2 separate regions of the Homo sapiens genome follow, and region 1 is linked to region 2. A link is an interaction called in ENCODE POLR2A ChIA-PET data of the cell type or tissue named here. Cell type or tissue: GM12878. All regions are shown on one strand. Links, peaks and the distances in the headings refer to the core of each region. The heading gives the core; the rest is flanking DNA. Region 1 holds the start of LOC124902490 (a long non-coding RNA gene). Region 2 overlaps CHUK (component of inhibitor of nuclear factor kappa B kinase complex).

Region 1 (11,489 bases), core at 2,380-10,379, 210 kb before region 2:
TACTGAGACTATCTGCAAACAAATGTACCACAACCTGAAGAACAGCAGCAGAACTATGCCTCAAAGGCCTAGATGGAAAACCTGTTGGGGACTGGCGCGGTGGCTCGCACCTGTAATCCCAGCACTTTGCGAGGCCAAGGCGGGCAGATCACCTGAGGTGAGGAGTTTTGAGGCCAGCCTGGGCAACATGGTGAAACCCCGTCTCTACTAAAAACACAAAAATCAGTCAGGCACAGTGGCGGGTGCCTGTAATCCCAGCTACTTGGGAGGCTGAGGCAGGAGAATCACTTGAACCTGGGAGGCCGAGGTTGCAGTGAGCCGAGATCATGCCATTCATTGCATTCCAGCCTGGGTGACGGAGTGAGACTCAGAAAAGGAAAAAGGAAAAGGAAAGGGAAAATCTATTGAATGGCTCATGCCTATAATCCTAGCACTTCGGGAGACTAAGGCTAGAGGATCAATTGCAGTCAGGAGTTCAAGACCAACGTGGGCAACACAGCACGACTTCACCTCTATTTTATAAAAAAAAAAGTTAGAAAAGTAAAAATCTGTAAGAAAGGAAGAAAGGACTATGTAGATGGCACCTCCAGACAAGATTTAGCATCCTATGCCAGATCAAGTATATGTTTTTGGTTCACAGAAGTCAGTGGCCCAACCCCGGGGAGTATCCTTGTACTGTTACGGTGTCTGTGCTGTAATAAGACGATGTGTCCATTACCTTGATGCATGTGGCTGGGGAACCTACGTATGTATTGAAGCAGCAGAAAGAGAGGACATAAGTAGTGGACATCCATCCCTCTGTAGACAATCAGCCTTGATGACAGCTACATTTCTCCCTAGGTCTCTTAAAGGAGCAGCTGAAGATCACCAGAGTATCCAGGCCTGAAATCTGTTTTTCTTTTCTTTTCTTTTTAGAGATGGGGTCTTGCTCTGTTGCCCAGGCTGGAGTGCAAAAATAGCTCACTGCAGCCTTGAACTCCTGGGCTCAAGTGATCCTCCTGCCTCAGCCTCCCAAGTACAAGTCTATTTTCAACCATCTCAAGTACTTATTTGGTCTTGGTAGAGATGAATGAGGACTCTACCTTCCATCTCACATACAACCATCATCACATCAAAAAGCATGAAGTGCCTAATTACAAAAAAAGAAAAGGTAGTGGTAGCTCTGTTAATTTTATTTATTTATGAGACAGGGTCCTATTCTGAGGCCCAGGCTGGAGAGCAGTGGCTCACCGTAGCCTCGATATCCAGGGCTCAAGCAATCTTCCCACCTCAGCCTCCTGGGTACATATGGCTACAGGTATGCATAACCATGCCCAGCTAATTTTTTTTGTACCTTTTTGTAGAGACAGGGTTTTACTATGTTGCCCAGGCTGGTCTCAAACTCCTGGGCCACCCACCTTGGCCTCCCAAAGTGCCAGGGGGTTACAGGGAGAAGCCACCATACCTGACCTCTGTTAATTTATAATCCAGCCAGGCACGGTGGCTCATGCCTGTAATCCCAGCACTTTGGGAGGCTGAGGCGGGTGGATCACCTGAGGTCAGGGAGCTCGAGACCAGCCTGACCAACATGGAGAAACCCCGTCTCTATTAAAATTACAAAATTAGCCAGGCGTGGTGGTGCATGCCTGTAATCCCAGCTACTCAGGAGGCTGAGGCAGGAGAATCACTTCAACCCAGGAGGCGGAGTTGCAGTGAGCCAAAATCGCACCATTGCACTCCAGCCTGGGCAACAAGAGCAAAACTATGTCTCAAAAAAAAAAAAAATTATATCCAAGAAAACACTGATGTGGATAAACATATTAGGCATATAATAAATCATTTAGTATATTAATATGGAGTACCTAGAAGATGTTAATAAATCATGCTACACAAACATTACCTATTTAATTTGTACTGTCAAGCAAAAGTAGGTTATCTTTGTGTTACTTATTATAGACTTTTTGTCTATAATAAGACGACTTGAGTCCACAGTGGAAAAGAGAAGTGGTAAGTGGGTATTTCCCACAGATGCTACTAACACATTTTCTCTAAGTATTACCAAAAAAAATCTAATTATAATTACATGCTGCAGAGGCAGCATATATGAATGTAAAGCACTAGGCTTCTGTAGTCAGAGAGACCCAGGTCCACAGGCCAGCTCCACTATTTATTAGCGATTTCACCTTGGACATCTTACTTAAACTCTCTGGGCTTCAGTTTCCTCATCCAGAAAAATGGAGATAATCATACTTTCATAATAACCATCAAGACTATTATAGTTATAACAGTGCCTAACATTCATTGAGTACTTCCTAGGTACATGCATTTACCATGTACTTCCCTGAGTCCTCGCAAGGACCCTATCATATGTTATTGGTTCCCATTTGGCAGGTGGGGACACGGGATCAGAGAGATGATAGCTGTCCAAGGTCACATAGTAAGTCAGAGGTGTAATGGGAACCCAAATCTGTCTGTCTCCAAAGCCTTAACCAGTATGCTAACAGTGTGAAAGCACCTAGGTCAGGGCTGGTATAGTAGCTGCTCAATAAACATTAGTCATTATTACAAAGCATCATTTCCATAATCAACTGCAAGCTCAAATTTGTGTCACTGATATAGCATCATCAGAGAATGTGCTATTTCAAACATATAAACTCTACGGAGCTTACCATTTCAACATGTCAAAACCTGGTTAACTTTGATTGTTTAAAAATAGACACACTCCAGACTTCCCTGACTTCTTTATTAGAAGACCTTGAACATGACTTACTCTTTGGCTGATGGGTCCAAGTTCATTATTAAGACTACACATTACTGTATTAAGCTGTGATACACAATACCAGCACTGTCTATCTTTTAGGCCTTTCTCTTTCAACGTCAGCCTACCCTCTGCTCTCCTCTGTCAACTTTTCCACGCCCTTGCTATATTGCTGTTTATGATCTGCTATGGAGGGGAGACCACACGCATACTACCAAAATTATGTAAAGTTCCTAGATAAATAAAAGTAAACAAGCTCTAAATGCGAGGCTAACAAACTCTACTGTGGTGGGAAAGGACACATGTTCGTGGTAGAGTTTTTCAACAGTTATTTTCATGTGCACTGAGGCCCCTTTCTTACTTTCTGGCTGTCTTCCAGAGGACTGAAGTTGCCAGATGTCAGATTTCCACATAAGGGTGGTGTCCTAAGTATTTTCTTAAAAAAAAAAACACCACACATAATGTCCTGCAAACTTCTTAGCCATCTAGATGTTTATGTTATTAAAACTATTCCTTAACCTTCGGCCAAATTAGATACTATTTTTCTTCTTATACTACATTTTCTCAGATTTCATCTATCAGACTAGATATATCTAATTATCTAAAATATCAAGTAAAGAATTAGCATAAACCCCATATAATTACTTAGAGAACTACCCCATTACACAAAGGGAGTAATGCTTGTAATCTGAAAGAGTTAAAGCTTCTCCCAGAGAACCTTTTCACTCTACCAGAAAATGACTCAGAAGCAGAGGAGAATCTGGCTCAATAAATACTTTTACTGACTGACCTCCTACTCCATTGGAATGAGTGCATAATCACTGAGGAGCACACACCCTAGAAGGGTACTGAAGTCACGGCCTCGCTAAATTACATGATTCATGTGTGAGACCCAAAAGTATGTATAATATGACGAATCTCATCTGTCTTCTCTGCCCTGTATACCCTATGAAAAGCAGCTACTCTTATTCATGCCAGGGCCATTTTAGAAGCCTGAGCATATATTTTGAAACAATCATAAATGGCTTCTATAAGCTGTTCCACCAACTCCAGATAGAAGTAAAAAGAACTGCAGAGGAAATCAGAACACAGATGGGCTTGAGAGAACACCGAGGAAATTACTGCTTATATGGCATGATTTCAGGGACAGCAGAAAAATTTGCTATGAAAACACCATCTTCTTCCCTTGCTGGTGAACGCCTATCTTTCCACCTTTAGGGAGTCATTCTGCATTTGAAATATAGATATATTTGGAAAGAAAATTCTTCAAACCCTTTTAGAATGTAAACTCTGTGAAGGAAGAGATTTATTTCATTCACTGGTCTACAGCAGTGCCTGGCACATAAAATATTTTCAGATTTTTGATGAACAAACGATTTGTTGAAGTTTGGGAAAATATATGAAACTCTTTTTTTATTCTTATCTTTTAAAAATTTTTTTCCAATAATCCAACCTGTCACAATATATGAAACTATTCATATCAAAATCTCAAGTTTTACTTACCTAAAACTAAATTAACCATCTCTTCCCCAAAAATAGTTTTACCTTCCAGCTTGTCTATCTATGTATGGCACTGGCAACAGTGCCATAGCAATGTCATAGAAATCTTCCAGGTCAAGCATTAATGTCTTGGACTTCTTCATCCTCTATGGCAGACGGTACACTAAGAACAACAGCTATTGTATGATTATCTACCAAGTGTCAGACACTGATCTAGGAGCTTAAATCCTCACGACTCCGCAAGGTAGACAGCAAGTCTCCAAAGCCAGGGTGCCTGCATTCCAATCCCAGCACCACCACTGAGCAATTTACTCAATCTCTTTAGCTGACAAATAGCTAAACCAGAACCCGAATTCAGGCCTGTTTGATTCCCATGCCCACGTTCTTTTTATGGCAAACATCACTTTTCTTAAACTTCATTGGTTCTTCCTTCAACATCCTCTAGACTTCCATTTTTCTGTTTCTCCAACATTTAACTATGAAAATTTTCAAACAGTGAGGTTGAAAGAATTTTACACCCACCACCTAGATTCTAGCATTAACATCTTACTGCAGTTACTTTATCACATATTATCTATCCCTTTATTCGTTTATCAATTTGTGTTATTTTTTGGATGCATTTCAAATATATATATTTTTTATTTTGATGCACTTCAAAATAAATCATAAACATTTCCCACCAAACTCTGACATATATATCTTAACTAGAGTCCAATATTTGTTTACGGTTTTTGTTGTTGTTGTTTTCTTTTTTGAGACAGGGTCTCTGTCACCTAGGCTACAGTGCAGTGGCGTGATCTTGGCTTACTCTAACCTCTGCCTCCCAGACTCAGGTGATCATCCCACCTCAGCCTCCTGAATATCTGCGATCACAGGTGTGTACCACCACACCTGGCTAATTTATTTACAGAGGTGAGGTTTTGCCATGTTGCCCAGGCTGGTGGTCTTGAACTCCTCAACTCAGGTGCTCTGCCCTCCTCGGCCTCCCAAATTGCTGGGATTACAGGCGTGAGCCACCACGCCTGGCCAGCAGTTTTTTTTTATTTTTGTTTTTTTAAAGTACCTTTTTCCTCTCCCTACTGGCCAAGGAATTACAAATTCTGGATTTTAACAGAATTGCAGTTCTGTTTTCCCCACTAAAATGGCAGTAAATCTGATTAATCTTTCTAAAATGTCAATTTATATATATAACACAGTTGGATGAGAATTTACAGGTCCTCCTATTTTCTATAATTCATACATTCAATGAATATTTATCAAGCCAAATGGCATCAACCAAAGCCCTATGCAAACTAAAAATCTGGCTTGACTGGGTAAGCTAATCATTTGATGACCCTTCACCCAACATTCTAGGTATTTATTCTCTAATCCTGTTGGTGGCGGACAGTAGCGTTTAGAGTCTCCTCTATTGTCCTAAGCAATTCAACTCCTATCACCAAGTATCTACCCAACTGGGAAAAAAATAAAGCCCGAGCACTAATCTCAAAAGGAGACACTCACTCAGTCTTACCCATTCAATGTGGGGGTCGGGGAAGGACTCAAATCTGCAGTGACTTTTTTTGTGCCTCAAGGATATTTTAATACTTTCTATGGACTAAAGCCTTTGGCAGTTACCTATTAATCCAGCTTTGCTCCAATGATGTGTCCAGGAACCTTCCTGGTGTTGTGTGGGAGATAAGTTATAGTCCCTGCACCCAAGAAGCTTAGTTTAGTCCCCACCAATTCCCAAAACATGTTCTGAGGACGCTAATCTTTGTGCTCCAAGACACAAGAGCTCCATGATCATGATAAACTCCAGGAAGGCTATAAACCATATTTCCTTCTTAGAGGAGCATTTTAAAATTAGCATATTAAAGACTGAAACAATTTGGCAAGAATCCTTTTCAATCTGGCATTTCTAAACTTGTCTGGCCACAGCACGCCGTTTTCAGGCCCCACTTCAGATTTGTGTAACCTTGTCCCACTCCACTTGTCATTCATAAATAATATTCAGGGCAGTCCCATCCAAACGAAATGTCTCAGCTCCCATAAGGCACTGTCCGCTCAGAACTTGTTTTTTGGTTTACTGCTGTTTATTTCCTCCATGGTCAGTCCCACATATTTAAACACTTTCCACACCTGGAGTACTTCCCCCAAATGATGCCACCTCTCCTGCTCAGGTCCACTCATTTGCCATGTCTTAAGTCCTGCAGCCCTTGCTCTTATATCAACCATCTTGCAGATTTGTGAGACATTGGACTGGACATGTAAAAGTTAAAAGCCATGAGAGTAAATGTATCAGAGAAAACATATTCAGAAATAAAATTTACAATGTAGAGCTGGGTGCGGTGGCTCAGGCCTGTAATCTCAGCACTTTGGGAGGCTGAGGCAGGCGGATCATCCGAGGTCAGGAGTTCAAGACAAGCCTGGCCAACGTGGCGAAACCCTATCTCTACTAAAAATACAAAAAAATTAGCCAAGTGTGGTGATGCATGCCTACAATCCCAGCTACTCAAGAGGCTGAGGCAGGAGAATCGTTTGAACCCAGAAGGCAGAGGTTGCAGTGAGCCAAGATTGGGCCACTGCACTCCAGCCTGGGCAACAGAGTAAGACTCCGTCTCAAAAAAAAAAAAAAAAAGTTACAATATGTATCACTGTAAAGTGCTACAACACAGATGAACCTTGAAGACATTAAGCTAAGGCTGGCCTCAGTGGCTAATGCCTGTAATCTTAGCACTCTGGGAGACCAAGAGGAGAGGATCACTTGAGCCCAGAAGGGCAACATAGTGAGAACCCAACTCTACAAAAAATTAGAATTAAAAAAAAAAAAATAGCTGGGCGCAGTGGCAGGTGCCTATAGTCTCAGCTATTCAGGAAGCTGAGGTGGGAGGGTTGCTTGAGCCCAGGAGATTGAGGCTGCCATGAACAGTGTTTGTGCCACTCATTCCAGCCTGAGCCACAGAGTGAGACCCTGTCTTAAAAAAAAAGATATTAAGCTAAGTGAAATCTGCCAGACACAAAAGGACAAATACTGCATGAATGAGGTACACAGAGGGGTCAAATTCATAAGAGATTAAAAGCTGAATGGTGGTTGCCAGGGGGTAGGGGCGAGAAGAGGAGATAGGGAGTTAGTATGTAATGGGTACAGCATTTCAGTTTAGGAAGATAAAAAAAGTTCTGGAGATGAATGGTAGTAATGGTTGAAAAGCAATGTGAATTACTTAATGCCACAAAACTGTAAACTTAAAAATGGTTAAAATGGTAAATTTTATGTTATGTACACTTACCACAATAAAAAAAAATTTTAAGGTATGTCATAAAACGTGAATGTGAAAGAAGGCCTGGAGGACTCAGTAATGTTTATTTTATTTTTTGAGACGGAGTCTAGCTCTGTTGCCCAGACTGGAGTGCAGTGGCTCAATCTCAGCTCACTGCAACCTTCACCTCCTGGGCTCAAGTAACTCTCGTGCCTCAGCCTCCTGAGTAGCTGGGATTACAGGTATGCACCACCACACCCAGCTAATTTTTGTATTTCTAGTAGAGATGGGGTTTCACCTTGTTGGCCAGGCTTGTCTCAAACTCCTGGCCTCAAGTGATCTGCCCGCCTTGGCCTCTCAAAGAGCTGGGATTACAGGTATGAGCCACTGTGCCTGGCCAGTAATTTTTATTAAGCAACATATCTTCAAGTCTGGACATACTTCATTAAAAAATCTCCTGAGATCACAAACTATAAACTTTTACCCTGATAGACACCGATATCAAACAGTTTAATAAGTAATTTCTAATGTGGCCTTTGGAATCAAAGTCTGAACTTGGCACAGATTGAGGATACCGAAAATCTGCCCTTTCAGGTCTGCCCCAGCCTACCCTGTGTTCCCGGAGGCTGGCCCACCAGAACTGAACAAGGCCTCCCCCATCTCTGGCTTTCAGTTGGGTTCAGCCAATGGATGGCACTGGCAGGAGGTCTGAAGGCAGAGGGACAGTGAGATTGTGATATTTACTCCCCTGGCTCTCTCCCTGCTGGGTTGTGAGTTGGCTGCGTTGCTCTATTAAACACCACAGCTACCATATGAAGACCTCCTCAAAACAGCTTTCTCTTGCATCAGGTAACCATTCCATCCCCCACCTCTTCAGGAGCAGGGTGGCTCTCCAGCTAGCCGTGACATATGGTACAATCCTTTGTTATTTTCCCTAAACTTCTCCATTCTGCTTTAAGTTGGACCTCTTCCAATTACCCAATTTGAGTGTGCCTTCTGTTTTCTGCTGGGCCCCTGAGTGATACACGCCCAAAAGGATGACTTGGATTTATGAGAACAACACATGAAAAGAATGGGGATGGCTAGGCGCAGTGGCTCACACCTATAATCCCAGCACTTTGGGAGGCAGAGGAGGGTGGATTGCTTGAGCCCAGGAGCTCGAGACCAGCCTGGGCAACATGGTGAAATCCTGTCTCTATAAAAACACAAAAATTAGCTGGGCGTGGTAGTGCACGCCTGTAGTCCCAGCTACTGGGGAGGCTGAGGTGGGAGGATAACTTGAGCCCAGGAAGTGGAGGCTGCAGTGAGCCTAGATCGTGCTACTGCAATCCAGCCTGGGCAACAGAGCGAGACCCTGTCTCAAAAAATAAATAAATAAATAAATAATAAAATAAAATAAAGAATTGAGCAAAGTATATGGAAAACTATAAAAATAGTTCCCTAAATCCACCATTCTAAATCCAGGTGAGAGGTAAGCACTGGAGACATACATTTTGAAGGTTTAAAAAAAATTTAGAAAAATATTAATGCCTGGGTTCCCTGTACTCCCCTAAATTAGTCAGTATATTCTTTCAAAAAGCACTGGTGAGGCTGGGCACGGTGGCTCACGCCTGTAATCCCAGCACTTTGGGAGGCCAAGACAGGCAGATCCCTTGGGCCCAGGAGTTCGAGTCCAGACTGGGCAACATGGCAAAACCCTGTCTCTACAAAAATATAAAAATTAGCTGGACGTGGTGGTGAACACCTGTGGTTCCAGCTACTCAGGGCGGGGGTATGGGGGAGCAGCTCTGAGGTGGCATTGCTTGAACCTGGGAAGTGGAGGTTGCAGCAAGCTGATCGCACTACTGCACTCCAGCCTGTGCAACAGAGCGAGACCCTGCCAAAAAAAAAAAAATTCAAATTCTGGGGTCCCAGAACAAAACTTCTGAAGGGGTTTCCTTAACTGAAAGACAAAAAACAGCTGTCTCTCCTTTCTTGCTTACTCTACCAGGAGAGACTGCCTACCTGGGAAGAGCTGGGAAAGAGATTCCCTTTCTGTAGGGGCAGTCCAGCGGAGGTTCCTTCAAAAGAATATGCTTCCATGAGCATCCTTATGTTTTGGAACTGCTTTCCAGAAAACATTACCTTTTGGGAACGAGAATCCATTTAAAAAATCTCAGGTCCCAGCAATGAGAAGGAATATCTAACCTTAAAAGCAACTGCACATTTCTCTTGTCCTTGACAATACAAGAGCTCATACAAGACAACACGAAGGCTAAATGAGTAATTTTTTCCCTTCGCATGAAAGGACGAGAGGTGTCAGAAAATGAAGTCTAAATCTGCTTCAGGAAGGAAGGAAATGAGAGAAGCTAGGAAAACAGCACTTCCTCCTATGGTTTATGTCGCTGGAGTTCACTCTGGACAGAAGGTCAGCAGTCACAGCCAGGTTCCTCAGAGATTCTTCAGATAACTAGCAACAGATGAGGGAAAAGCAGGACCCCTCTTGGCCGCAGCATCCCCACATGGCTGAGAAGCACGGCCTGGGCCATCTGCTCTTCAACAGCGGCCTCCTACCCTGCGTGCCCCCAGGACCGCAGCACTGACTCACCACACGGACTCTGGTTCCACAGGGTACAGAATGTCGAACTGGAAGAACAAATGAAAACCCTGCGCTGGCTTAGGTGAGCTGACCAGAGAAACTAGGGTAGGAAAGTAAAGGAATCTGCTGTCCTATACCGTCTGAAACTACTTATATTGCAACACTTTGCTGATTTCAAACTTGGCCCAAGTTGGAAGGCAACAACTCCAGATGGAACAGGATACATGTCAGAGTTTCCACCAATCGTGGAAGGCCGCCTCAGTCCTTCTCAGGATTTAAACTGAGCAACCCTTATCTAAACCACCCGAACACTTCTATAAATTTTTTTTGTTTTACGAAAGACAGAATTTAAAATAAGAAAGCTTCAGGATTGACTCTCACAGTACAGTAGTTTTAACTAATTTACAGCGTCTACGCCACCCATATTAAACTGCTGTTTTCCTTCCATTTTTAGCTCTTTTTTTAAAAAATTACTTCTATATCTCCACATCAGTTTTGTCTTTTTAATGAAACTGCACTGGTGGAGGGAGGTCCCAAGATTAATATTTCAGGACCTACAAAGTTTGAGGAAATTTACATTCAAGAAATATTTTCAAATGGGTTAACCTAGGAGTTCCTAAGTATCCTCTCAGACTCACATTTCTTAAATAATGCATGAATCTCAATTATGGGTGGAAATTTAAGAACCACTGACTCATAACTAAATAAACTGGACATGTCAGAGCTAAGTAGCTGAGCAACATATTAAAATTAACAGCTCCACTATGTTGCAGATGTAATACACATGACAGCAGTTACAGACGTGCAGATTAAGTGAAACTATAAAGTGAAACTTTAGGGTGTGGCTATAGATAACAAAGAACACAATAAACGTGTAAAAACACGCAGTTTTTAAGACAGTTTCCAGAAGACACTAAGAAAATTTATTAACCCAGTGTTCCAAGTTGTGAGGACAAATGTTAGTGAGATCTGCAAGGCAGGCATCTTGTTTCTTTTTCTTATCTGTTTCAAGCACAAACTTGTGTTTCTGCTACAGAAGATTTAAAAAGACATGAGGAATTTCTCTACCTTTCAACCTATTTTTTTTGACACAGGGTCTCACTCTGTTGCCCAGGCTAGAGTGCAGTGATGATCACGGCTCACTGCAGCCTTGACCTCCCAGGCTAAAGTGATTCTCCCACCTTAGCCTCACAAGTAGTTGGAACTACAGGCATGTGCCCCCACACCCAGATAATGAATTTACAAATTTTTCCCTTTTTTGTGTACAGACAGGATTTCATCATGTTGCCCAGGCTGGTCTTGAACTCGTGAGTTCAAGCAATCCTCCAGCCTCAGCTTCTCAAAAGTGCTGGGATTACAAGCATGAGCCACTGTGCCTGGCCTCAACCTATTTTAAGGTATAAAATATTCTTGATATTTTGGAAGAAAAATCAGGAAA
Region 2 (11,489 bases), core at 1,996-9,995:
TTGGTTGACTAGGAAAATGATACCACTAGCAAAAATGGGGATGGTGGGGCTGTGACATCAGTTTATAGGGCAAGAATCGAGCATGTTTTTTAGATGTAGATAGTGGTGATAGGACATCTCAGAGGAAAACACTCTTAAAGAAGTTGCCCAATACTACCTTTACCATAAGTCCTATTATTCCTAAGGAAAGTACAGTTATTCTATGCTCTTAATTCCACTTCATGGAACCTTCATATTTTCCTAAGCCATATTCAACTGTTTTATTATAATCTGATTTTTATAATGAATAGAGATCAAGAAAGTAATTTAAAAACCATTTAATACACAAAGTGAAAAACTATTAGAATATAAAAGCATTTCACATTTTTTAAGACAAATAATATCTTCTAAATTACTTAGCAGATGATAGAGGTCCACAGTCCTTTCTCTGAAACCCTTGGGGCAAGTTGTTTCAGAATTATGAAATTTTAGATTTTAGAAAAGTAGTTTTGTGCATATACCATACTACATTAACCAGCCCTCACCACAGTCTGTGGCAGCAGCCCTCCCTCTCATCATCAAGCAGCAAAATAAAGGAATATTCACACTAAATGGGATAAAAAGATTCAAGGTCAGTTCAGATTAGATTGCAAGCAAATGAATTTTGTCACCAAGCTTATGGAAACCTTGTTTTCAGAGCTTTTTGGATTTTGGAATTACAATTACAGATAAAGGAGTGCAGACCTTTATAAATTTGTATGACAAGACATGAAAGATTGTTTAAACAAATGACTCATTTTTACAAATGAAAAAACATGTAATTTTCAAATACATTATAAATTAACAGGCATCTTCTCTTTGATATTATTAAATGTACATCTTAAATACATATACACACAACAACATGATTTATGAAAGCCAACTAATATTAGAAGCACAGATACACAATCCCTTCGATGAGAAGGGGATACTGTTAAATTTTCAGTGGAATTTAAAATGATTACACCAACTCCTTATGATGCCAGGAAGAGAACCTGTTCAGTGCAACACAAGGAGGTAGAATTTATTCTTCAAGAAATAGAACTTGTGAGCAGCCTTTTTAGAAAAAAACACAGGTAGACTTTTACTTAAAATGCCTATTACTTGAGGTTTTCTTCTCTGTATACAAAACTACATTTGGTCTTACGCCCAAAAGTTAAAAGTTGACACTAATACATAGAAGGTATTTTTAATCAGTTAAATAAGTAATGTTTTACCAAGACTGAAGGCAAATGTGTCGTGATGATGCTTCTAAATAGCTGTGGTATTAAAACAAATATTCAAACAAGTACATTGACTTTTTCTAAATTCCTGTCTGTTTAGAGGCTTGAATTACTCAAAACTGTTATACTTGTAAAATCATGTTCTTCTGATCATAGTAGAAATGTAGTTTCTGTTCATAGCCATTTCTTCCATTGACTGATGTCTGAAGAATGGTTTCATGGGGGAAAAACACATTTCCAACATGTATAGCAACAACTTCCATAGGTTTGGGGACAGTGAACAAGTGACAACTCATTCTGTTAACCAACTCCAATCAAGATTCTAAAACCAGGCATGAAAAAGTTACAATTAGATGTTGACTATAAGTTATAAGTATATGGGTGTTCATTTTTGCAAGTTTTCTGTTTGGACATTTCATAATCAAAAGTTGAAAAATCATTTCATTTACCTTATTTCCTGATTTAAAAAAATTTCAGAGTTTTTTTCATAAATATTTGAAGTAAACAATTATTCTTTCCTTTTCTTTTCTTTTTTTTTTTTTTCTTAAGAGAGCAGGATCTTGCTATGTTGCCAAGCTGGAGTACAGTGGCTATTCACAAGTCCAATCATAATGCACTGCAGCCTTGAACTCCTGGGCTCATGCAATCCTTCTGCCTCAGCCTCCCTAGTAACTCGGACTACAGGTACATGTCATATGGCTGGCCACCATTATCCTTTTTTTTTTTTTTTTTCCCCGAGACAAAGTCTCACTCTGTCACAGGCTGGAGTGCAATGGCAGGATTACGGCTCACTGCAGCCTGAAACTCTTGAACTCAAGCGATCTTCCTGCCTCAGCCTCCCAAGTAGCTGGGACCACAGGTGTGTGCCACCACACCTGGCCAATTTTTATATTTTTTATAAAGACAGGGTTTCCCATGTTGGCCAGGCTAGTCTCAAACTCCTGGGCTCAAGCAATCCACCTGCCTTGGCCTCCCAAAGTGCTAGGATTACAGGCGTGAGCCACCATGCCTGGCCACTGCTATTTTTCTTAATGAAAGAGGAAATGTACAGAATTGACATTAAGACTAAATGCAGGAAAAATTGATTCAGTAGACATTTTATGGTAATTTCCTCAAGTTTTAACAAATCAGTAGTTTATAGTAACCAAATCTTAACACACACTTATTATTACAACTATATTAACATAATTTATTTTCTATTCGGGAGGTACCATATCTGAATTAAAGTACAAGTCCCATCTTAATGGAGAAAATTGATTGCTGAAGCAAAAAGGTACAGAACAAACCATTCAATTTCAATGGTCACATTGTGAAGAAGCTTACCACTCATTTAATTTGACCAAAAATGCTATTATTGAAGATAATTGATGACATAATCCTAGTATATCCCTGAGTAACGGCAGATAAGGATTTAAGGTTGAGGATATTCCCCAAATGCTCTTTCCTCTTGAGTTCTTCTATTTCCCATATGCATCCCAAATGCCAGATAAGGCTAGCATGGAAAGTTAAACCTTTTGCACCCAACATAGCCAAAGCAGGCACCCATATCCACACAAAACTTACCATCATACTATTGCCCTGTTCCTCATTTGCCTCATGAATAATAGTGCTTAAATGGCCAAGGCAGTTCAAATTTTCTTCTATCATTTGTGCTGAAGTCTCCCTGTGAGATGAAAGAACAAAGCCTTTTCAAACTCAGGAAAAGGGCATATGAATTTCCTCTACTTTCTAGTCTTCTAGGTTAGCAAGATCACTAGCCTTCCTGTAACCCAGTACCCCAGTGCAGTTGACTCCTGTAGTCTTTAGTTTCCTCATCCCTCCCTACAGAGGCAGAGTCCTGTTAAGACCAGGCTGCTGCCTCTACCTCTACCTAACTAATGATAAGAAGTCCACTATAACTCCAGTCTGACTTTCCTCTGAAATGTAAGATGCACTTATGTACAACTTGTTTTTCCCGTGAAAATGTAACTAGGGAGGAAAAAATCCTTGTGGCAAAGACAGATGAAATACGTTTTTGTTTCTAAATACTTCTCTTTCCTTAAAAGTAGTAAAAACACCAGCATGCATACTTCACAGACACAAATGTAGGGGAGAAGAGAGAAAAGTAAAATCTGTTCTGTAGAGATCACAGAAAGTGAAAAACTCATTAGAAACTACAGATGATAGCAATGAAACGAAACAAGCAAGCTGATTCCTGAGGACAGCAAAAGAAAACAGTGTGGTGGGGGAGCTACCCAGAACCAAGAAGTATCCCTGGAAGTTCATATTTGAAGGCAGTCCTGATTGTGGTTTCTACCTTCATGCTTTCCTCTTCTATATGGCCTCTAGCTTCTCCCTTTGCCAATCTTCAGTCCCCTAACAAGAGTCCGTTTTAGGTCATGGATGATAGCCACTATTAGCTTAGAATGACATTCTGATTCAGCTCTTATCCAACAGATGGAAAAATTATGGTCAAACAGTTCCCAATCCTTGGTAGTTAAGTACCACAGGTACATTATAATTGAAATCAATTTTCTTATACAATGTATTCTGGCTGGACATGGTGGCTCATGCCTGTAATTCCAGCACTTTTGGAGGCCGAGGCAGGTGGATTACTTGAGGTCAGGAGTTCGAGACCAGCCTGGCCAACATGGTGAAACTCCGTCTTTACTAAAATACAAAAATTAGCCAGGTATGGTGGCACGCACCTGAAATCCCAGCTACTCGGGAAGCTGAAGCAGGAGAACTGCTTGAATCTGGGAGGCGGAGGTTGCAATGAGCCAAGACTGTGCCACTGCACTCCAGCCTGGGCGACAGAATGAGACTCCGTCTCAAAACAAAATATAATGTGTTCCTTCTAGAAAATACATTGAAAATGTCTGTCAGATATACTTTTGCAAGCAACTACACTTCAAATTGGAAATTACCTGTATTGTGGTGACATTTGTAAACATTAACATCCGCTAAAAAACTTAAATGCCTTTAATAAAGGCAAAAAAGTAAGTAAAGTATTAAATTTTACTTCCTTCAACTCTGATTACTGGAGTATTTTGTAAAGTCTATATATTTAATTATAGCCTGTGCTACAGTTGTAGGTGTACTGCATTGGGCCACATGTATAATGACCCCAAGATATATACCCTGGAACTTGCTTTCTTTAAAAAAATAAAATACCTGATATCAGCTTGCCTTCCTGCCATGTGCTTTTCTCTCATAAAAGTAGAGTACAGAATGTGCAACTGCATGACCTCCTGAGCAGTGATGTAACATGGCTGCACTTCTGCAAAACTAATTATGGGCAGAGCTTCCAGGAAATGCTGGTGCTGTAGAGGTCTCCATGAGTTGTGAGAAAAGCGACAATACACAAGCTAGCAAAGAGCCACTGGCTTTGGATACGGCACATCTTAAGCTGAGAAAATAACAGAAATGGATAGTCATTCAGCTTTTAGCAAAAGAGTAGGAATTAATAAAATATAGGGCTTGGAATCTGAGTTCTTGCAAAACTGATTTAAAACACTGAAAAAAGTCTAATCTTAGAAATACAAAGTTATAAAATAGATCTCAAAAATTTATTAGAAGGGTAATCAAGGATCCCCAAAATGATAAATGCAAAATGATAGCATAATTTCTCATAAACTGTTAATGAAGGAGTAAGGTTTGAGTAAAAGAAAGTAATAAGCCAATAAAAGAAAGGACTTAGAACTTGGACTTAGCTAATAATAAGCAACATTTGAGCTAATAATACGCAACATTTGCTGAACATTTATTTCCCAAGCACTTTATATACATTGTCTAATCAAATTTCCACAGCAGTTCTATGAGACATTCCTGTTTTACAGGTGAGGAAATATGAACATCAAAAAAGTCAAGTAAGTTGCCTAAGATTATTACAAAGGGATAGTCAGGACTCAACCCTGGTCTGAAGGCACAGAAGACTACCTTAACAACTACTGCCTCATTCCTATACCACTGCTATGAAAACACAGCTATCTATTGTTACAAAGTAAACCCACCCATCTTGAGGAGTTACCACACATGACAGAGAATGATCATGTTCTGCTGAAGTCGGGGGCAGCCATGCTGATGTCTGAGGGGTTACTGCACCTTCTAGACTGGATCCTACAAGGGACCGGGCAGAACTCTGTGTCTGAAGGAAAAGAAAAAAACATCAAAAGATTACAGGCAAGCATCTCTGTTGATTCACACAATTTCTTATCATATTCCTAAGACTTACATTTCCGTTACTACTTATATGCACAACCAGAGTATTTCAGTACAAAACTATTCCCACCTTTACACACCATTAGTAACCTGTCCTTGGACCCTTTCTTCATTGACTAAAACCAAATATATCCACTCATCTTATACCATTTTAGTTGAAGAAAGAAAAAAAAAACCCAGTTGAATAGATGGTCAATTTCATTATCTAGGCAGGTACATCTATCCCCAAGTTAGGTTGGAATACCACAGTAGTCAAGGGCTAAGAGGAGTATAACAACAGAGAAATTGGAAAGGAGAGATGATAATAAGTCCTGCATCTCAATTGCTAGTCTGGACACCAAGCAAGGAACATGGATGTCATCCCAATGCAAAATATACATGTCTTCAAGAGGGCCCACCTCATGCTGATAAAAATCCCCTTTGCAAGGAATAATAGCAACTCAATGTCACATTAAATAATTCATTAATAATTACTTACACAGGCAATTTTAAGGAGATGCCATATTTCTTTCTGCCTTTTTCCCTGCATGAACATGACAGTATTGTCAGCTTCTTTGATATTACTGAGGGCCACTTCCACCTTAGGGAGTAGATCAATAATCTTCTGCTTACAGCCCAACAACTTGCTGGAGAGATTAAATCAGTGTCAGACACTTTCACATGCCCCAAGACTGTACACCATATTCCCAAAACCCAGCTGAGGAAATGAACCACAATCAGCATCAGATTTAATGACTTATCTCCAAAGTAATGCATACAAAAGGACACATAAATGCAGATAGCTATGGCCAAGCTACCCAAGGTACCTTCAGAATTCTTCCTGGGTAAGTATACTTTACCAAAGAGGGCTTTTGTACTTTGAGAGGAACAAGATAAACGTATCCTGGTTTTTCAGTAGGAAATGAAGCAATTTTCCTACCTCAAATGACCAAACAGCTCCTTGAGCACACGGTCCTGACTCTGCACAGTGTGCACAATGATTTTCACCATCTCTGTGCTGTCACTGTAGGAGTGATCTATAAAAGACATCAGTCAGTGGATATAACCTTTCTTCTGTAACATATCAGCCTCCAAACAAAAAATTCCTCAAAAATCCCTGAAACTCTGAAACTAATTTTAATTAATAAACATCTCCATTTAAATTAAAAATTGGGTTAAGATAAAAGATATAAAGATTACCTATAAATAAAATCTAGTTATATATAAAAAATAAAGTTTGCAGGTGTATAATGTATATATAAATTTATCAGTAAGAGACCTTAGTTGCCTGTGCTTGAGAACAATAGTCTTGGCTATCTTTAACCCATACTAACCCAAGCCCTAGACACAAATGCAGCCTCTGGCCAAGGGAACAATTTTTCTTGGATGATTAACCACATATTTAGAAACAGTAGGACAATTCATCAAACTTTCATTACCTAAAGGAAGGAGGCCCTTGAACTAGGTTGCTTGGAATTTCATGTTTATCCGTCTGTTTACAACCCAGAAAAACTTTGAAAAAAGCTCATTGAAACCAACTAGTAAAGGGACCTGTAGACATCCTGAAAGTTCCATTTGAGGGCAGTATGACATCTTAAAGCCAACTGGCAGCAGCCAGATACCCTCAAATGGGATGGCTGTTGGTCACAATGGGTTCTACAGTTTAAAATGTGACCTCGATTTTAAAAAAAAATCATTAATTGTTATATTTCAGAAAATGGCTAAAGGAGTTGAAAGTTGCTTATGCATCATGCTGGTATATTCTTTGGACAATAATTAAGCCTAAATGCAATAATAATAATATTTGCTACTCTCTGCTTATAATTTTCCCATTTAATCCTCACAGCAGTCATGTGAGAAGACTACTTTTGTTACCCCCATTTTACCAAAAAGGAAATGATGAGCATCAAAGGAGGTTTAAAAAACGTTGTGTCCTTTGTTATCTATCACTCCAAATACTTCCCCCATAGCCCAACTTTATTCCCCACACATCTCTGTTGTCTCCTCCTCACCAACAATCAAATGCAAGGCTCCAAAAAGGTTCTTCTCCAAACAGCATTCCTTCCTAAATACCATGGACCAAGCCAAGAGCTTTCTCATATAACTAGCTCCTTAAGACAGTGAAAGCCCTCAGAACTTTAGCCTTCTCCAGGATAATGAAGAAAGCTGGTTTTAACCATTTCAGATGAACAAGAGATTCAAGTCAACTCTAAGCTAGAAAAGACAATAGAGGCCACAAATCAAGTGTGATTATATAATAGGCCCCAATGACAGACACAATCTTGTTACAGTTTGTCACTCAAGGTGACACTCAAAGAAGCTACCTGGGTAGCAGTTTATTTCTGAGCTTCATGGTATGTTGACAGGGCTGCCTCAAAGTTTTAAAAAATATAACCTAAACAAATGCTATCACTGTGTATCTGTGGTATCTGATTCATTAGCCAGAAAACTGGGAGTCAGAATTTTTTTTTTGAAATGGAGTCTAGCTCTGTCACCCAGGCTAGAGTGCAGTGGCACAGTCTTGGTTCACTGCAACCTCTGCCTCCCTGGTTCAAGCAATTCTCCTGCCTCAGCCTCCAAAGTGGCTGGGATTACAGGCATGTGCCACGACGCCTGGCCCAGAAATATTGATTAAAGAAAAAGAATTGGACTTGCTCTATTTGAAATCTTAGATTTTAATATTTTACTCTAGCTACAACTTCTATCACTTAAATCACTATTTGTTAACATCTTCAACCTTTTTATCCTCTTATTCCATCAGCAAAATCCTAACCTTGGATTAATCCAACCATCTGCTCTATCAGTTCCTGTATCCAAGCTACTAAATTATCAACAAAAAATTAATATTACTGTTCACTATTTGTCACTGCTAATTCACAGGTTTTTCATTTCTGCTCTGGGTTTTTTTTTTTTTTTTTTTTAAGAAAGTCTTGCTCTGTCAACCCAGGCTGAAGTGCAGTAGTGTAATCTTGGCTCACTGCAGCCTCGACCTCCTGGGCCTCAAGCGATCCTGCTACTTCAGCCTCCTGAGTAGCTGGGACTACAGGCATACACTACCACACCCAGCTTTTTAAAAATTTTATTGATTTATTTTTTTGTAGAGACAGGGTCTCACTATGTTGCCCAGACTGGTCTCAAACTGTTGGCCTCAAACGATCCTCCTGTCTCAGCCTCCCAAAGCGCTAGTATCACAGGTATGAGCCACCTGGCCTGGATTCTTAATGAATGTTTTGGGTCAACAACATCTTCCACTGCACACAGTGGCTTTTAGAAGTCTTTAGCACTCTATTCAAATCTATGAGGTCGTCACCTCTTCCATTTCAGTTAACCTCACTTACCACTGCAGGATAAGAGGCCATAAGGCAGTAAGACCCTGATCTTCCAACCTCTACTCCCAAAAAAGTATCTGTATCCACACTCATTCTCTTTCCAATATCAATAGTATCAAGGCTAATCCCTCCTACTGTTCTTTGGAGCCAATCTCTCAACTTGTTCAGGGACCTCCCTCTCCACAGGCTTTTTTGGCCCTGAGCATATGTTCTGAGAAGTGCATCATTGGGCACTTTCGTCACTGTGTGAATACTTATACAAACCCTGATGGTACAGCCTGCTATACACTTAAGCTGTATGGTATAGCCTTTTGACAATAGGCTACATACCTGTTCAGCAAGTGACTGTACTGAATACTGTAGGCAACTGTAACACAATGGTAAGTATTTGTGCATGTAAACATAGAAAATACATAGTAAAAATACAGTAGTATAATCTTATGGGACTACCATAGTATACACAATTTGTTGTTAACCAAAACATCATCATGTGGCACCTCATGTTTAAGTCTTCCTTCTGAGAAGTGACCTCCCTTGACTCTACATCAACTTTTAGCTACTCACCCACCTCTCTTCTTTCCTGAGCAGCCAAGCTTCTGAGAATAGTCTAGATAAGCAGTTCTCAAACTTTTTGGTCTCAGGACCCCTTTACACTAGAAAATTCTTGAGAACCCCAAAGGGTTTTTCAGGAATTAAACAGAAATTTAAAAATACTCGTGTCTTAATTCATTTAAAAATAACAAACCTATTGCCCATTAACATGTTTTTATTAAAAACAAACAAAAAAACCTATATTTACGTTTTCTCTCTCTCCTATATTTAGGTTTTCTCTCTCCTGAAACTCTACACTCCAGTCATACTGCATTTCCTCAGACATGCTAAGTGCTATACATACATGTGTCTACACAGTATACTCATATCTACGAGAGCCACCTCCTTTCACTGGTTACTGCTACTTGAGATACTTGGAAGCCTGAAGTGGAAGGATCACTTGAACCCAGGGAGTCCAAGGCCAGCCTGGTCAACATAGCAAGAGCCCACCTCTAAAAACAAAAACCAAAAAACGATATTTTCTAAAACAAAAAAATTTGAGTGAGAACACTTGCACTGTTTTACATTTTTGCAAACCTTTCTGATATCACCACTAATCTCATCAGAAAAGTTTTTAAGTACTGAGAAGCTGTCATTCCAGCTGGTAAATACAAGTTTTCTAAAATTCTTTTTGCTTGAAACATGGAATTTTATCATTGACAACAAATACTGCTTTTTTCCCTTAAAGTAATAAGTGTGCTATACTTTTTATTTTCATTTAATTTCTTAGAAATTATCTCACGTATGCAAATCTGAATAATCATAGTTTGCCTGACAGTTGCTCTTCCAAGTAAAAATGGTATCTTCCCTGAAAGAGGCCAGACAACTAGCAACGTAAACAATTACTGAAGTGGTTTTCCTTAAGACAACCATCATACTTCACTGTATAGAAGAAACACTTTATGAGTACTTCCCATTTCATCACACAAAATATTAAAAACCCATACTCAAGCGTTGAGATTTAAATAAAATAATATTTTTACTGCTTTATCAAGGACATTTGTAAGTGAAACTGTCATTTTTTAAAAACTGTGACTGCATGGTGGTAAAAAATATAACGGCTACTAGCATAGTTTGGCGCTAGTGCCTTGATTCATACTAAGGTGAAAGCCATTTTATGTTGCACCATCAATGAAAATGTCAACATGGTGAAAAATGCAAATAACATCTTATTATGAAAATGGTTCTAACCTCACAGACTCTCTGACAAAGTTTCAAGGATTCTCACAGGTCCATATGCCACATTTTGAGAACTGCTGGTCAGACTAAACTGAATACATTTCAGTAAAATAAAAGCAGTATAAGAGGAGATAATGTTATTTTTTAAATGTGAAAATAGTATATGAAATACAATTTCACATGTATATTAATTTGCATGTGTTGCTATGTGTCTACAAATTTTAAAGTGTAAAAGTATATCTTTTTTTAACATGCATTTAAGTATAATGCACATTAGGGCACAGACTTTATTTCTTCTGTTACCCTTCAAAACAAATTTTTAACTAAATGATAATATCTTGCAAGTACATAATAGTTTATAGTTTTCAAAGCATTTTCACAAACATCCTCTTAAATACACTGTCACAATATACTCACTGAGTAGGAAAGCTAGGTTTCAACCCCATTTTGCAGAAGAAGGAAATGGGAAACGCAGATTTGCCTGAGGTAACGGTCAGTAAATTACTCAATCTAGAATTCAAGCCTCTGATTCCCCATCCAGTACTCTTTCCAGCAGACCTTGCTCAGTATTTAGCAGATGTTCAACTGGAATTATTTTGCCAACAAAACAAGTCATCAGTGACCAGTGCAGATGAAGGCATTATTTTCAAAGCAATCTGCTTTGGCCTAGAACAGCACAGGCCTTCCCTCTAACCATTCCATACCTGAACCCACTGCCTCAAATTCTTTCCAACCTCTATAATATTTTTTTGTTTTGTTTTGAGACAGAATCTCGCTCTGTCACCCAGGCTGGAGTGCAGTGGTGTGATCTTGGCTCACTGCAACCTCCTCTTCCCAGGTTCAAGCGATTCTCCTGCCTCATCCTCCCAAGTAGCTGGGATTACAGGCACATGCCAACATGCCCAGCTAACTTTTCTATTTTTAGTAGAGATGGGGTTTCACCATGTTGGCCAAGCTGGTTTTGAACTCC

What was found. Peaks named below come from ENCODE experiments on the same cell type or tissue, not always from the same donor. Only the 100,000 strongest peaks of a DNase experiment are listed, where the experiment ranks them.
Region 1: POLR2A ChIA-PET joins it to region 2 with 6 read pairs; 2 of 35 experiments call an interaction of 5 or more read pairs at or near these places.

What each region holds. Positions count from the first base shown.
Region 1 is chr10:99,973,610-99,985,098 of GRCh38, forward strand. All of the region lies in intron 1 of DNMBP (dynamin binding protein), which reads right to left. LOC124902490 (a long non-coding RNA gene) reads left to right here and starts at 8,163. Exons shown (of 2, transcript XR_007062266.1): 1 at 8,163-8,322; 2 at 9,464-10,498. RefSeq lists enhancers at 9,908-10,117, 11,005-11,164. In GM12878, for the core only: no CTCF peak of the experiment used is centred there; DNase peaks (open chromatin) are centred at 2,878, 3,038, 9,286 and 9,812; H3K4me3 peaks cover 2,269 bases; H3K27ac peaks cover 6,451 bases.
Region 2 is chr10:100,188,065-100,199,553 of GRCh38, forward strand. It overlaps CHUK (component of inhibitor of nuclear factor kappa B kinase complex), which reads right to left. Exons shown (of 21, transcript NM_001278.5): 17 at 6,361-6,457; 18 at 5,920-6,067; 19 at 5,234-5,367; 20 at 2,805-2,904; 21 at 236-1,563. The coding sequence ends at 1,534. Among named protein-coding and RNA genes, the nearest start is that of ERLIN1, 7.8 kb to the left of the region's middle. In GM12878, for the core only: no CTCF peak of the experiment used is centred there; no DNase peak of the experiment used is centred there.